Regions from separate parts of the Mus musculus genome. Here region 2 is linked to region 1. A link is a loop called in an ENCODE intact Hi-C map of the cell type or tissue named here. Cell type or tissue: gastrocnemius. All regions are shown on one strand.

Region 1 (2,500 bases):
TTTCAACCTCTCCAAAAGGTGGACAAATTGGCACCATTTTTTGAGACAAACAGGACAAGCTCAGTGGTTAAAGGGCAGCTCAAAAGGTCACCGTGAAACGGATCTTAGCAGCAATGTCTAACTTTCTATTTCAATAGTTTTAAAATGTCTTACATAGGCAATGTAATAAGTATTTTCTCAAATAAAATTCATATCCCTATATGTTTAGGTCACCGTGGGACTCATGAATTGTCCAGATGCCCAACTTTAAATTGCTCCCCAAAGTACCCCCATTAGCTGTGTGTGGGGCTCCAAGCCCCAAGACTCCACTCAGTACCACATTCCTGGACTGGAATTAAATGAAGATAGGGGCCCTGAATCTAAAAGGAAAGGCTTGGGACAAGCAATGGGAAAAGCCTAGTACTCATTCTTCAGGGTAGTGCTGGCAAGCGGTGCTGCCCATGCTGTGCAGGGTTCAGTGTAGATGCCACCAGGTATCACTGGCAGGTGGGGCTCATGGAGCTGTCCCACACTGCTTAGCATGTTCATTTGTAAAAACCATTGCTTGCTTGGTCGCTGCCAGGATGTAGCCAAGTGGGGTTTCCCTTTGGGTAAAGCTAAAGGCTGGGGTACACCTCCTGAGAATTGATCCCCCTCTACAGAGAGGAGAACAAGTGCCCTTGGGCTACCAGCTAGGGCAAACCAGACTGATGCTCAGCACTGAGCAAGCTATTCTGCATGCTGCTCCCTCCGGCTGTTTAAGTCAATGTCACCAGAGTCCAACCAAGGTGGCAGGGTATTCTGGGCTGAAGTTAGCAATAGCCCTGTATAGTAAGCCGAGAAAACCTCAAGCCCCCAAATTCCACGAGGCACAAAATATTCCTGGAGTCAAACCACGGGAATCACTGCAAAGGGCTCCAGCCGCGACTCACATGCATCCTGAAATTGGTGTGGAGGGAGAGCTATTTGGGGGTGCTGCCTCACCGTGGCACCCCGCGATATTCCCACCCACCACTCCTTTCCTCAGTCCCCGGTGGCGGCGGCGGCTCCTCAACTCACGCTTCCCCGCACTTCACAAGAGGTCCTTTTCAACAAAACAACACAACTCACCACCCCCCTCCCCAGCACCCGCACCGGCCCGATCCAGGGCTACGCCCAGTCCGCCACCAGGCTTTGCGCACCCGGGAGCGCGCTTCTCGTACTCGCTTCCCAGCAGACACCCTTGCCTCTGTCCTAGACAATCCCATAGCTCCACTATAGTACGGACCAAGATCCAATCTCGGGCTCTGCGGCCCAGCTTGGGCCCTGCCCCTCCCCCTCCCCAGCCTCCCGAAGGGACAGGAGGGACAGGACGGCGCGCGCAGAGTGTCCCTTGTTAACCGCCTAGGCGCCGCGGGAGTCTGGAGCTCCAGGGATGGGACTCACCGGAATGTGCACTCGCAGTGACCGCCTCTTCAGGCTAGGGTTCTTTTTGCCACTGCTCCCGCCCGGGCTGGAAACCTCTTTCTTCTTCTTGGTGTCCATGGCTGCGCTTCCCATAACTTTAGCTAGAAGTTAATTCCGGTGCCTCGTCCCCGGGGTTCGGTCCCCTCGCTGCCTCCCAGGACTGCTGCCGTTACACTGGAGCCACGCGCTTTTTATGACTGTCCTCCCACCCTGAAAACACCTCGTGGGGACTTCCGCGGGGAGGGCGGGTGGCGCAGGTAACACGCGGGGCTCCACCCGAGGGGCTGGCAGTCCGCGGAATGCCGGGTTGGAGCGTCCTCTTTCTCCTACGGAATCATTGGGTGCAGAGTCTCGGCCCGTGCTACTTTTGGTTACGCGTGGCAGAAGTCTTGTGCTGGGTGATAAAGTTTTCCTCCTTCTGCAAAGCGAAGCAACATTTTCCACCTCTCGGCTCCTCCCACAAATTCCCAGAGGTAGTCGGCCAGGCAGGTGCAATTAACAACAGCAATTTGGAAAACAGCCTTCTCGTGTCTGTGCCTCGATGGAAACGGTGGCCAGAGACACTTGGTAGAGAAATGCATAACCCTGGGCCGCACAATAAAGCGACAGGGAGCCTGGGACCCGGAGGGCCTCCTCTTTGGGCGAGAGGGAGGGCAGAGGGGGAAGAGGAGGTGCAAAGGCGAAGACTCGTCGCAATTGGGCTGGCGCGTGGCCGCAGGAATAAACTGTGGCGGCGGCTGGCTGGGTTCTGCGGGCCGAAGGGCGCGCCCCAGCCCCTAGGGGAGAATAGGGCAGGGCGCCCGCCCCGGGCGGCCTCTGAGCCGCGGCCCCCGGGACCCGGGGAACTGTGGGGGCCGGGTCTGGCACCAACGTAGGCTCTGGGAGCGCTGGGCGGTGGCAGGCGGCGCGCGCGTTGAACAGGAAGTGCGCGGCGTGCGGCGCCACTGTCCCACTCCACGCGGCCCACGCTGCCCCCGGGTGGTCGCCGTGCACTCTCTGTCTCAAGGTAGGCCAGCTCCGGACTCGCCAGGAGCTGATTCTGATCCATCTGGTTTTGCTGTGTCTCTGTTTAGGT
Region 2 (2,500 bases), 120 kb after region 1:
GAGTAAGGAAAACCTACCTGGAATGTGGGTGGCCATGGAGCAGGGATCAAATAAAAAGAAAAAAACAAAACAAAACAAAAAAACAAAACAAACCAGGTTGTAAGATGAGCACCAGCCTCTCTGGGCCTCCTGAGGGTGAAGTGTCACAGGCTACCTTAGACCTCTGCTTGCCATGGCTTACCCACCACAGCAGAGGCTGTACCTCACACTGTGGCCAAAATAAACCCTTAAGTAGTTTCTGTCAGGAACGTTGTCACACATACAGGAACAATAGCAGACACATGGTTATGGCATGACAATGCTTCTGTTCTATTGCCCTCTCGTGAGAGAGTCATCCCTTAAACAACCATGAGTTCCCGTTAAGATGCTGTGTGGACAAGAATGGGAACTATGAAAAATGCTTTCTTTGGCATTGAGCAGCAACTGTTTGACTGAGGGCAATGGCCATGGAAGGACACAGATAAGGGCCATCAGGATTTCAGCCTTAAGGATAGACCTAGGTAACCTCACAGAGCATCCTACAGCCTCACAATACTAGTAAGTATTTGGCAGGGCCACATATGAGTTAATTTTGTGCCACTGTGTTGACAACTTAAAGGGAAAAGAGTTATTTTGGTTCATGGTTACTGAGGGTTTATTGCATGGTTGCTTGGCCATCGCATTTGAGCAGAACATCAGGATGACAGCAGTATATGGGGTAGGTTATTTACTTCATGATGGGCAGGAAGCCAGAAGGAGACTTGGACAATTGGACCAGGTAAGACCCTCGGACATCCCTGATCCTTCTCCCTCTAGATTGACCCCCACCTCCAAAAAGTTTCTACAATCTTTGGCAATTGCACCACCAGCAGGCACCAAGCTCCACATAAGCCCCAGTGGGGCATTTCAAGTCAAAGTCGGTCACCACAGCCAGTTAATGCAGGAGGGAAGTATCCTGGGTTAATGCTAGCTAGAACAATTTATTGGTTCAGGAGATGCTGCTTTCTTAAAAATAAGGGACGCAGAATTTTCTCCTTACATATGTCCCATTGCTCTACCAGACATCACGGATTTAAAAAAAAAAAGTCTTGGCTGAATAGCATGGTGAGATAACAGGATTAATATAGATACCCGTCAATGTAAAGCAGCATTAATGGACCAACTACCAAAACCTTACCATTCTGTTTGATCTGCTAAATTTCCTCACATTCTCTCCAAGAAAAAGTCGTCCCCTCATCTAAGCTTCTCTCTGGAGTGAACTTCACTAAGGCCCTATGGGACAGAGCTCAGCTCCACACTGGGCGGGGAGGAGCCCGGGCCTCGTGACGCCAGGCCGCGGGCGGTGACGTCATCCTCGGAGGCGAGGGCGTGCGTGCGGTGACGCGTGCCGTGACGCGAGGGCTCCGCAAGGCTGCGTGTCGTGGGCCGCGTCGCGCGCCGCGGCTCGTGCGGCTCGGCCCGGGCTGTGGCGGGAGCGGAGATGCCGCAGCCCGTGCCCTGGAGCGCCGCTATCCCGGCCTGCGGGTGTCGCGGTGAGTAGCCGGCCCGCGGCGCTTGACCCCGCGCGGCCTACGTCGGCGCCTGAGCGTGGGCTGCGGCCTGAAGGGACGCGGCTGCTGGAGCAGGCTTGGTGGCCTGGGAGGCCAGAGCTGCTTCCGGATTCAACAGCAGTGATGGGTACTGCGCATGGCCGTTCTCTCGGTGGCCGTAACCTCCAGCCAGTGTTGTGATTTACTAGAAAAAAATACCGATTTTATCTTTATTGCTGTTATTACGGTCAGGATTTAGACCGCGTCGGTACAGGAGGCTGGAAGACAGAAAGGATGCATGTTTCTTTGCAGTATGCTTGTTAAAAAAATTACCTTTTATGGTTTTCGTACACCCCAAACTAGTGCTTTAAATATAAATATAGGAAGACCCGCCACCTGTCTGTCAGATCTTGTCCTTTTACTTTGAGAGCCATCATGTTGGTTGGTTGCTTATCTTCAAACAAAAAATGAGACCCTGGAGACGCTTTCTAGTCCGTGGGCCCAACAAAACAGTTACTTCAAACTTATTTCTTCTTTTATTTGAAATAATGCTTTAAGAAAAACAGGAAGTAAGCCTTTCTTACCCTCAGCATGTGCCTGCCACGGAGCTCTGCAACTGAAATGTCACCATACCGTAGTCTATAGTTTTCATTTGATGGCCCTGGAATCAAATCTCTAACATTTCTGTGCTGTTTCTTGCCAGGTTTCTTAACAATTTTATATTACTATTTTTCTTGTGAAGTATAATTAACATGAAGTTTATTGATTATTTTACTAGTATAGTTGAATGGCATCGGGTACATTCACAGTGTTGTCTTAACAGGCAGTGCCATATATTTCCAAAATCAATCACTCAGGACAGACATTATAACATAGGGCAGGGACTCCTGCTCTTCTTCAGTCTCTCAGTTTACCTGGTTTAGATACTTCATTTGAATTGGAATCCATGGTCTTTCCTTTATCTGTATCTGTTTGAGGCTATTCTTGGTTGT

The links. A loop is a pair of places that touch in the nucleus more often than their neighbours do. Peaks named below come from ENCODE experiments on the same cell type or tissue, not always from the same donor. Only the 100,000 strongest peaks of a DNase experiment are listed, where the experiment ranks them.
Region 2: it touches region 1 in a loop (4-fold over the local background); 3 of 42 quality-filtered maps call a loop at or near these places.

Annotation. Positions count from the first base shown.
Region 1 is chr5:25,098,607-25,101,106 of GRCm38, forward strand. It overlaps Prkag2 (protein kinase, AMP-activated, gamma 2 non-catalytic subunit), which reads right to left and starts at 2,036. Exons shown (of 16, transcript NM_145401.2): 1 at 1,405-2,036. The coding sequence starts at 1,518. Gm42232 (a long non-coding RNA gene) reads right to left here and starts at 1,397. Exons shown (of 2, transcript XR_880887.2): 1 at 1,247-1,397. 2900005J15Rik (RIKEN cDNA 2900005J15 gene) reads left to right here and starts at 2,369. Exons shown (of 1, transcript NR_027851.1): 1 at 2,369-2,500. In gastrocnemius, no CTCF peak of the experiment used is centred here; DNase peaks (open chromatin) are centred at 1,253, 1,685, 2,155 and 2,371; H3K4me3 peaks cover 2,500 bases; H3K27ac peaks cover 2,241 bases.
Region 2 is chr5:25,221,521-25,224,020 of GRCm38, forward strand. It overlaps Galnt11 (polypeptide N-acetylgalactosaminyltransferase 11), which reads left to right and starts at 1,352. Exons shown (of 12, transcript NM_144908.4): 1 at 1,352-1,511. In gastrocnemius, no CTCF peak of the experiment used is centred here; DNase peaks (open chromatin) are centred at 1,348 and 1,578; H3K4me3 peaks cover 1,617 bases; H3K27ac peaks cover 1,356 bases.